Linked DNA regions of Homo sapiens: region 2 is linked to region 1. The links are chromatin contacts, found by Hi-C or POLR2A ChIA-PET in ENCODE. All regions are on one chromosome and are shown on one strand. Each heading gives the region's core, a stretch centred on a gene start or an enhancer-like site at or near the end of the contact. The rest is flanking DNA. Distances are from core to core; before and after follow the strand shown.

What was found. A loop is a pair of places that touch in the nucleus more often than their neighbours do. ChIA-PET counts read pairs that join two places held with the same protein, here RNA polymerase II (POLR2A).
Region 2: a map of gastrocnemius medialis shows a loop between it and region 1 (2.8-fold over the local background). The contact joins two enhancer-like sites. A Hi-C loop is called at or near these places in 1 of 168 maps with a recorded cell type or tissue (gastrocnemius medialis). POLR2A ChIA-PET finds 5 or more read pairs at or near these places in 3 of 52 experiments (HEK293, Panc1 and naive thymus-derived CD8-positive, alpha-beta T cell).

Annotation. Positions count from the first base shown.
Region 1 is chr19:39,821,251-39,826,614 of GRCh38, reverse strand. DYRK1B (dual specificity tyrosine phosphorylation regulated kinase 1B) reads left to right here. Exons shown (of 11, transcript NM_004714.3): 10 at 329-435; 11 at 529-1,265. The coding sequence ends at 900. Among named protein-coding and RNA genes, the nearest start is that of MIR6719, 5.9 kb to the left of the region's middle. RefSeq lists enhancers at 816-1,800, 1,943-2,332, 1,801-2,787. Within about 2 kb of position 1,999, at least 27 of the 41 ENCODE cell types and tissues checked have a DNase peak (open chromatin) inside an H3K27ac peak, as active enhancers do; they include gastrocnemius medialis, where a contact is called at or near this core.
Region 2 is chr19:40,266,381-40,271,744 of GRCh38, reverse strand. The region is part of intron 1 of AKT2 (AKT serine/threonine kinase 2); the gene reads left to right. Among named protein-coding and RNA genes, the nearest start is that of MIR641, 14 kb to the left of the region's middle. RefSeq lists enhancers at 2,490-3,338, 3,339-4,188 and a silencer at 4,009-4,303. Within about 2 kb of position 3,237, at least 7 of the 41 ENCODE cell types and tissues checked have a DNase peak (open chromatin) inside an H3K27ac peak, as active enhancers do; they include gastrocnemius medialis, where a contact is called at or near this core.

The DNA of each region.
Region 1 (5,364 bases), core at 750-3,249:
TGTCCTGGGGGACCTGGTTACTGGGTCTTCACACAAAGCGCCGAAACTGATCCTGAACTGTAAGATGACGTGTGGGATGGGAGAGCTCCAACTGGCCCTGACACAATCACTGAAATTGGGCTCAGAGCCCTGAAACTGGTTCTGACTCTAAAACCCAAAACTGAATTCCAACCCAGAATCTCAGAATTGGGCCCGGTGCTTCAGATGGGCTCTGCTCTTGAAGCCTGAACCTGAGCCTGGGCCGTGACCTTCCCTCAGCCATCCCAAAACCCACTCGCCACCTTCTCTCACCTTATGCCCCTTCACCTCTCCTCCCTGGCACTTCCAGGAGGCTCCAGTGGCTCCTCCAGTGACAACCGGACCTACCGCTACAGCAACCGATATTGTGGGGGCCCTGGGCCCCCTATCACAGACTGTGAGATGAACAGCCCCCAGGTAATGGGGCTTTGGGGGCTTTGGAGGTGGGTGGTGGTGCCTGGGGCTTAGAGACCAGGGTCTCCATCACCCATGGCTCCTTTGCTTTTTTAGGTCCCACCCTCCCAGCCGCTGCGGCCCTGGGCAGGGGGTGATGTGCCCCACAAGACACATCAAGCCCCTGCCTCTGCCTCGTCACTGCCTGGGACCGGGGCCCAGTTACCCCCCCAGCCCCGATACCTTGGTCGTCCCCCATCACCAACCTCACCACCACCCCCGGAGCTGATGGATGTGAGCCTGGTGGGCGGCCCTGCTGACTGCTCCCCACCTCACCCAGCGCCTGCCCCCCAGCACCCGGCTGCCTCAGCCCTCCGGACTCGGATGACTGGAGGTCGTCCACCCCTCCCGCCTCCTGATGACCCTGCCACTCTGGGGCCTCACCTGGGCCTCCGTGGTGTACCCCAGAGCACAGCAGCCAGCTCGTGACCCTGCCCCCTCCCTGGGGCCCCTCCTGAAGCCATACCCTCCCCCATCTGGGGGCCCTGGGCTCCCATCCTCATCTCTCTCCTTGACTGGAATTGCTGCTACCCAGCTGGGGTGGGTGAGGCCTGCACTGATTGGGGCCTGGGGCAGGGGGGTCAAGGAGAGGGTTTTGGCCGCTCCCTCCCCACTAAGGACTGGACCCTTGGGCCCCTCTCCCCCTTTTTTTCTATTTATTGTACCAAAGACAGTGGTGGTCCGGTGGAGGGAAGACCCCCCCTCACCCCAGGACCCTAGGAGGGGGTGGGGGCAGGTAGGGGGAGATGGCCTTGCTCCTCCTCGCTGTACCCCCAGTAAAGAGCTTTCTCACATGCCTGCCTGAGCGTTTGCAGGGCCTCGGCTCCCCTCACCCGACCCTCAGAGGCATGGTGGGGAAGGGGGTTTGCGGAGGGGGTGCTGGAGGAGCTCTGGTGTGGAGACGTCTCGTGGGGAAGCTGTGGCGCGTGTTGCAGGCATGAGTCTGCAGGTCTGGGGCATCAGCATTCTAGATAGATCGTGGACAGGATCCTGGCCTACATTTGCCTTTTCCTGGGTAAATAGACCCTGAAAGGGTAAAGGTTCAGCTCTGGCCTGTCTCTGGGAAACAGGTGCCCTAATAAGCCGGGGCGTCCGCAGACTTAGCACAAGAGTGGCTCCTCATGCCAAGCAGGCGTCCAGTAGCAGCTGAGTACACTTAGGAGGCTTTGTTGGTGCCATCTGGGGAACAGGCAGACAATAGGTACAGACTCTGTCCCCACGTGTACTGTCCAGCTCTTTGGAATCATCGCGAAACAAAGAGTTTTGAGATTCTGAGACAAAAAGATTTTCCCGGGGTTCCAGGTAAGTGGTCCTGTTTCCACGGTAATTTGGAAATGTACGTCTCCCAACCGGCCAATCAAGAGCCCAGTTCAAAGGGTACCGTCTGCCACCACTGGGGCTCGGCGCTTTGTGGGAAATGAAGTTCTACTTAGCAATCGCTTTCTGCGGTGTTCGTTGGGGAACTACAGCAACCAGAGTTCTTTTCTCTCAGGCTTGGGGGCGGGTTTTCAGGCAGCCAATGAGCAGTCTGAGGTCCCGGGGCCTGGATGTTCATGGTGTTTAGGAGAGGGAGAGAAGGCTGTGACTGGGTGGCTTTGGCGCAGGTGTTGAGGTCTCCGAGGTGTGCAGAAGGTGGGTGCGGCGCCGTCCCGGGAGAGAGTGCCGGTTGTCGCTCACAGTTCCAGAGCGGGCAGTAGACGCCGAGGCCTGAAGAGGCCCCAGCACGCGGACATCACTGGCCGCTGTGCCTGGCCCGGCTTGCGGGAAGCCCCGCTCAGTGGGAGAGACAGGCAAGACCCCGTTGCGGACCTATGTATGTTCACTAATGGAGGCGGCATGGAACGCGGTGGGAACCCGAGGAGACCTTGGTAGGAAGATCATCCCGGAAGACTAGGAGCTGTCTGAGCTGAGACCTGAAGACGGAAGGATGTTTTGGGGGTCGGGGGCGGTGTGGTGGAATGGTTTGCGCAAAGGCAGAGAGAAACAGCCTGTTGTGTGAACATGGACTGCAGGCGATCTGGTGTTGGTGATCATACTGAAAATTCTGTATGAATGAGATGTGGAAGATTTTCTTGATCATTTAGGGACCTTGGATTTTGTCCTGAGAGCAATGAAGAGCCATGGGAGGATTTTTAGTAGGGAAGGGGTACGGCCCAGTTTGCTGTGACATGAGAATAGATTAACGGGAAAGTGACTGGGGTCAGGAAACCCAGGGTGGCAGATGTGACAGATTCCTAGGCAAGAGGTGTTGGGAATGGATCAGGGCAGGGGCCACCGTAGGGAGGGCAAGAGGGGATGGGAGAGACGTCCAGAAGGTTGACAGGCTGTGTGGGAGGGGGAGGCGGAGAGGAGTGGAGAAGGGATATCTCCAGCGCGTAGAGCAGATGCTCAGTGGCTAATGTCTTGAATGAACAATCCTAGGAGGCAGGTGCTGATGTGATCTCCCATTTGTAAATGATACCTAGGACAGAAAAGTTTAGGTAACTTGACCATTATCAATACCTAGGAAGGGGAGGGCCCAGGATGTGTGTGTGTGTGTGTGTGTGTGTGTGTGTGTGTGTGTGCGCGCGTACCATTAACTTACCAAGGAGACATCAGCAGGGCCAGATCACGTAGGTCTTGTGAGGAATTTGGGAGAGGCATGGAAATGTATATGTCACTTTTTTTTTTTTTTTTTTTTTTTAGACGGAGTCTCACTCTGTCTCCAGGCTGTAGTGCAGTGGCGTGATCTCGGCTCACTGCAACCTCCGCCTCCCGGGTTCAAGCAATTCTCCTGCCTCAGCCTCCCGAGTAGCTGGGACTACAGGCACACGCCACCATGCCCAGCTAATTTTTGTATTTTTAGTGGAGACTGGATTTCACCATGTTGGCCAGGATGGTCTTGATCTCTTGACCTTGTGATCTGCCTGCCTCGGCCTCCCATTATGTGTCACATTTCTATGTCCATCCCAGAATCTCTCCCCTGAGCTCCTGACTGGCTGCCTTCCTCATAACCTGTTGGTAATCTAGAGGTATCTCCAGAGTAATTTTGATCAAATTGAGCTCCTGCTCCTTTCCCCAAAATTTTTTCCCTGCATGTTCATCTCAGTAAATGCTCCCCCCATCCTCTCCAGGCCCAAACCACTGGAATTGTCCTTTACTCCTCTTTCTGTCTTATATTCATGTCTGTCAGCTAATATACCTGACCACTTCTCCCCACCTTCACTCCTGTCCACCCTTATCTCCTTCACAGACCATTATGGCAGGCTCCTCAGTGATCTCTCTGCTCTCACCCCTGCCCCCAGAGTGTTCCTTACATGCAGCTGGAGGGATGCTGTGAGCACCTGTATCAGGTCATATCCCTCCCCCGCTCAGAACACTTCCAAGGCTACATCTTGCTCGGGGTAAAACCCAGAGTCCTCTGCAAGGCCCTGCATTGTCTGCCCTCATCACCTCTCTGACATCATCTACTCTTCTTACTCCCTGTGCTCCAGCCACACTGGCCCGAGGGCCTTTGTGCTTGCTCTTTTCTTTGCCTAAAGAACTCATCTATCAAATAGCCCAGACTTGTTCCTTCCTCTTTAGGTCTCTCCTGAGATGTCACTGCCTTCCTGAGATCTTCCCTCACCACCCTTCTAAATTTGTGACTTATAGTCACATCTATCTTTGCTTCTTTAACTTTATCCTTAGCATTAATCATATTACTGTTTAACACTCTGTAGAATTTATCTGTGTTTATGGTCTGTCTCCCCTGACCCTTACCTCTAGGAGACTGTTGACTTCATCAGGGAAGGGGCTTTTGTCTACTTCCTCCGTTATCTCCAACACATAGAAAAGTGCTTGGCACACAGTTAGGGCTCAGTAACTACTTATCAAATAAACTATTGAAGAGCACATATCTGGATCCCAGCATGGCGGGGACTCTGCCGATCCCCTTTCTACAGAACTCCAAGGAGCTGCCTTAAAGTTTTCTGAGGGCTCAAGATATTCAACAAGTATTTCACCTTGCCTCTTCTTTCTCCTCAGCATTGGGAACACAGAAGAGAACAAAATATTCCCCTACCCCTATAGAACCTACAGTAATAGGGACAGTAATTTAGACTATCAAATAATCACACGTGTGAAATTACCAAGAAAGGTAGAGAGTGTTATAAGAATACTTGATAGGAAATCAAATCCGGATCCTAGGAAATGAGGTTTGAGGTGATGAAGGAGTAGGCATTAACTCCTTTAAGAGATAAGAGTTTGGGATGGTTGGAGCCTAGAGGCTGATGCAGAGCAAGAGGTCAGACCTTGTGTATGCCATAAGGAGTTTGGGTGTTTACCCCACATGTAGTGGGAAGTTGTAGAATTTTAAGCTGGGGACAGGAGCGTGGTCAGGTGTTTGTGTGTGTGTGTATGTGTGTGTGTGTGTTTCCTTCTAAAATTCTTCACACTAAAGTGTACTTTAAAAGACTCCTCTGGCTTCTGTGTGGGGAATTGACTATAAGGCATTAAGGATTAAAGTAGGGAGACCAGTGACAAGGCTGTTACTGTGGAATTAAAATAGCTGTGATTGAAGACAGCCACACATTCTTTGCTGTTTTTCCTATCAAGAGGTGGAGTCTCCTTCCTTCTCCTTATATCTGAGCTGGCCCTGAGATTTGTTTTGACCAATAGAATACAATGAAAGCAGGCTGGGTGCGGTGGCTCATGCCTGTAATCCCAGCACTTTGGGAGGCTGAGGCAGGTGAATCACTTGAGGAAAGGAGTTCGAGACCAGCCTGACCAACATGGAGAAACCCTATCTCTACTAAAAATACAAAAAAAAAAAAAAAAATAGCCAGGTGTGGTGCACTCCTGTAGTCCCACCTACTCTGGAGGCTGAGGCAGGAGAATCACTTGAACCCGGGAGGTGGAGGTTGCAGTGAACCA
Region 2 (5,364 bases), core at 1,988-4,487, 440 kb before region 1:
TCTATCCCCAAATGTCACTAGTGTTGAGGCTGAGAATTCCCAGCTTAGAACTTCTGTGCCCTGGCACTAGCATTTTCTGCAGGAGAAATTCCTCCAAGCACATGTACATTTTCCACTTTATGAGTTTTACCAGAATGTTCTCACAAGACGCTGGGACCAGTTTATAGAGTGGTGAATGGCTGGTGGCAGATGAGGGAGTTGGTTCCCTCACGTCTTGCCCCAGGTGCCTTTCTCCTGAGTTCCCATGAGCAGATGCTGCCTGTTACACCACTAGTTCCTGTTGTCTTTGGGTTTTTTGGTTTTTTTTTTTTTTTTTTTGAGACAGGGTCTGGCTTTGTCACCCAGGCTGGAGTGCAGTGGCACAATCTCAGCTCACTGCAACCTCTACCTCCCAGGCTCAGGTCAACCTCCCACCTCAGCCTCCCAGGTACCTGAAACTACAGGTGCACACCACCACACCTGACTACTATATATATATATATGTATATATACGTGTATATATACATATATATGTGTGTATATATATATATATGTATGTATGTATGTACGTATGTTTTTTTTTTTTTTGGCAGACACAGGGTTTCACCATGTTGCTCAGGCTGGTCTCAAACTCCTGGGTTCAGAGGATCCTCTTGCCTTGGCTTCCCAAAGTGCTGAGATTACAGGTGTGAGCCACCGTGCCCGGCCAGCTTTTTTTGTTTGTTTGTTTGTTTGTTTGTTTGTCTGTTTTTTGAGACACAGTTTTGCTCTGTCTCCCAGGCTGGAGTGTGGTGGTGTAGTCATAGCTCACTGCAGCCTCAACCTCCTGGGCTCAAGCAATCCTCCTGGCTCAGCCTCCCAAGTAGCTGGGACTACAGGTGTGCACCACCACACCTGGCTAATTTTTATATTTTTTGTAGAGATAAGGTCTTGCTATGTTACCAAGGCTGGTCTTGAACTCCTGGTCTTAAGAGATCCTCTTGCCTCAGCCTTCCAAAGTGCTGGGATTACACGCGTGAGCCACCACGTCCAGCTTCCTGTTGTCTTTGAATTTATCTCCTGAGCAAGTCTTCCTCCGGGCGCTGTGGAAAGGCACAGATCTGAGTGCAGGCGACAGAGGCTCCTGAGGGGGTCGCTGCCACCTCCCCAATGAGCCTCCGCAGCACCAGGAAGGAGCCCCACCCACCAGCTCCAGCTCCAAGAGACGCAGATCTCTGCTTCCCCACCTGCCTCCCTAGCCCATCTGTGCTGTCTGGCATCAAAATCAGGTCAGTGAGAGGGGGCGAGAGAAAAAGGACTTAGTAAGTGGCAAGGAAAGGAATTGAGCTTATTTTGAGCCTGTTCTGGGCACAGGGCTTCACTCTGTACATGTTCATTCCACAGATACTTATTAAGTACCCACTCCACTCTGTGCCCAACACCCTACAAAGCTCTGGGGATCCAGCTGTGGCTAAGGCAGCCAAGAGTCCTGCCTTTGTCGTGCTGACATTCCAGTGTGGGTGGTGGGCTGTCAGCGTAAGCAAACACATACAGTAACATCGGTGGTGATGGGTGCTTAGGGGAAAATGAAGGGTAAGGGTAAGGGGAGGTAGGGTGGGCATGCTTTGCCTAGGGAGGTTAGGAAGGCTTCTCAAGAAAGGGACGTGAGCAGAGGCTGAAGAGAGTGGAGAGGGGCCTGAGTTTCCACCTGAGGGTGCAGTGCCTGCAAGGCCCTGAGGTGGGGCGTCCCCATGTATCCTGGCAGCTGAGGGAGCCAGGCACTGCTGAAGTGAAGTGCCCTCAGAGAAGCAAAGGGGGATGTTGCAGGCCGCGTAGGGTCCTGGGGCTGCTTTGGGGATTTTGGCTTTTATGTTGCATGGGAGGGTTCGAGCGGAGAAGGGGTGGGAGCTGACTCAGGTGGTCACGGGGCTCCAGGCTGCAGGAGGGGCGTGGGCAGAGTGCTGACTTCTTTCACTCTATAACATTCTCTCACTCCTTCCCTGCTGTATTCAGCAGCAGTTTAGTCCTTTTCGTTGCTGAGTAGTGTTCTACTGTGGATCTACGTGTTTGTTTATTCATTCTCTTGTGGGTAGACTCCTGGTCTGTTACCAGTTTGGGGTTACTGTGAATATTGCTGCTGTCAACATTGTAGTACAAGTCTTTTGTACATACACTAATTTCCTTGAGACGAATTGCTAGGTCGTGGGATAGGCATATATTGAGCTTTGATTTTGACTGCTTAACAGTTTTCCACAGTAGTTGAACCATTTTGCACCTCCCACCAATAATGAGTAAGGGTTCTGGTTCCTCTACATCCGAGCCAGCAGTTGGCCTTGTCAGTTTTTAAAATTCGAGCCATCCCAGGTAGGTGGTTATGATTTGCATTTGCCTGTAACTAATGAGATTATGTATGTTTCTTGGTTGTGTGGGTGTCCTCTCCTGTGAGGTGCTCTTGCTCTTTTTACCTTGTCTTGAGTCAACAGCTGCAGCTCTGGCCCAGGCACTCAGAAGACTCATGCCCAGGAACCTTAGGAAGTAATGAGTGTGGTGGGGCCGTGCAGGGACTCCCCTCCGCAGGGCGTGCTATGGGGGTTCCATAGGCGAGTCTCTGTCCCCCTGCCTGAGTGTCCTCCATTGGCAGCCCCCCGAGTGATCAGGCCATCTTTTTTTTTTGAGATGTAGTTTCGCTCTTGTTGCCCAGGCTGGAGTGCAATGGCGCGATCTTGGCTCTCCACAACCTCCACCTCCCGGGTTCAAGCGATTCTCCTGCCTCAGCCTCCCAAGTAGCATGTGCCACCACGCCCAGCTAATTTTCTGTTTTCAGTGGAGACAAGATTTCTCCATATTGGTCAGGCTGGTCTCGAACTCCCGACCTCAGGTGATCCGCCCACCTCAGCCTCCCAAAGTGCTGGGATTACAGGCGTGAGCCACCGTGCCCGGCCTAAGCCAGCCATCTTCTTGGCTGCAGTGGCTGGTATTTCATCACCACAGGACTGCGTCACGGACACCTCAGCTGAGGCACCACCCTCAGTGGGAGGACAGGGCAGGATCCAGGCGGGACGCAGGGGATCTTCCAACTCCTCCCCCTGCTCTCCCTCCAGCTGTGCTGACTCCTTAGTTGCTGAGATGAGCTTGTAAAAAGCAGCTCTGTTGATCCCAGCAGCGGCCAGGGCCTCCGCTGCTTCTCGGCTGGGAGACCCGAGGTAAACAGCTTCCCTTCTCTCAGCTTCTGTCCTCATCTGGGCATGGTCACTGACTGTCTGGTGGGGTGTTGGGAGCATTCAGGAGAGACTCCATGGGAGCGCCGGCACCCTGCCCAAGGCCACCCAGCTGGCGGTGGCTCTTGGACTCTGGAACCCAGACCACTCTTGGCCATACCTGGCTGCCTTTGCTTCTCTCTGGAATAATGGCAGCCATGTGTTTGGCTGTTCACTGGGCGCCAGGCAGTAGGCCGAGCCCTGGGCCCACAGTGGGTACTTTAGTGCTGCTGCATTACAAGGGCCCTGAGAGGCGATGTCCCTGGGCCGCTGTGGGCCAGCGAGAGGGGAGATGAGACATGGAGCCCCTGTTCTATTCCCTCCACATCAGCCCCTCCTTTGGACTCTGAGTTCTCCCTCCCAGCCATTTGGGAAGTATTTTGAACTGAGCTTGCATCAGGGAAGGTGTGGTGTAGGTCCGTGTAGGGGACGGGCTTCTCTCAGTCCCAGCCATAGCCCAGAAGGCCCTTGGTGTTCTCCCCTGTCCACCTCTCTCGTGTTTCTCCTCACCAGGCCCCCTCCTGCCTCAGGTCCTTGCATTTTCTGTTCCCCTGCTGAAATACATTTCCTCATGTGTTACACAGCTCACTCCCTCAGTTAACTCGGGTGTCTGCTCGCAAGTCCCGCACACCAAGCTAACATCCTGTTCTTCCACTCTCCAGCCTCCCCACCACCTGATTATTTGCATATTCGTGTATTTTTCTGCCCCTCACACCAGACTGTGAGCCTCATGAAGGCAGGGCTGTGTCTTAGTGACATTCTGTTGCTGGTACCATCCGGGGTCTAGGATGCACCCCAAAAAAGATTGGTGTCATGAAGAGAGTCTGGTAGTGTGTCCCTGGCTGTGTGTGGTCCTGGGGTGGGGGTCAGTTGGGGACACTTGGCCTCTTTCTTCATGTGCTCATTAGATAAGACGCTTTGCTGGTCTACTGCATTAGCGTTAATAGGTGTTGGGAGGGTTGCTCCGAGGGTGCACAAAGAGCACACAGTGCAGCCTCTGAGGTGGGGAAGGCTTCCTGGAGGAGGCACTGGTTTAGCTGAGACCTCAAGGAAGAGAGAGAAGAACGCCCAGAAGGAGGTGCTGTCCCTGATGGAGGCCAGAGGGAAGGGCTTGAGTGACAGAAGCATAACATGGAGAGTCAGGTAGGGCGGAGAGGCTGGAGAGGTGCAATAGTCAACGTCATGGTCCTTAGCCTTTCCCGAGGGCTTTCTAGGTGCACGTCTCAGCTCATGCACCTGGAACGCAGGGCAGCAGAGGCGAGGTCCTGAAGGGCCTTGGATCCTCAGCTGAGGAGTTTGGCTTTTTTGCTGGGAACACCAGGGAGCCACAAAGGTTCTGAGCAGGAGAAAGACAGGTTCAGCGTTGGGGATCCCTCTAGCTGCTGAATGTGGGGTGAGTGGGAGGGAGCAAGAGTGGAGCGTAGGAACTCGGGGAAGAGGTGGGGGCAGATGGGGGCAGACCTGACTAGAGCCAGGCCGCGGGCAGGATGGGGAGAGATGGTCACGTTAGAGGTTGACACACAGAACAGTGGGAGATACAGAAATACATACATATTTATATATTTTTTGAGACAGGGTCTCATTCTGTCACCTAAGCTGGAGTGCAGTGGTGCAATCAAGGCTCACTGCAGCCTGGACCTCCCAGGCTCGAGTGATCCTCCTGTCTCGAATAGCTGACATTACAGGTGCACAGCACCATGCCTGGCTAATTTTTTAATTTTTAATTTTTTTGTAGAAAAAAATTAGGTCGTGAGACAAGTTCTCACTACGTTGCCCAGGCAGGTCTCAAACTCCTAGGCTCAAGGGATTCTCCTGCTTTGACCTCCCAAAGTGTTGGGATTACAGACATGAGCCATTGTGCCCGGCCGAGATGTGGGGATGCTGAGGATTGAGAGTCTGGCAGTCCTGTGTGCTTGGGTTGTGGGGTGCCGGGCATGTTGCTGGCAAGGGGAGCCCCTTATTGCTGCTCCCAGCCTCGCATCATTGCCTTTGCAGCTTGGAGCCCAGAATGTGATTTCTCACCCTCTTGTTTACTTCCCTGTCATGTCCATCTTGTCTTTCCTCCCGCTTCCTACCACTTACCTCCCTTCTTTCTGCCGGGACCTGGGCAGCCTGCCACTGTCACATGCCAGGCAGTAGCGTGTCCGGC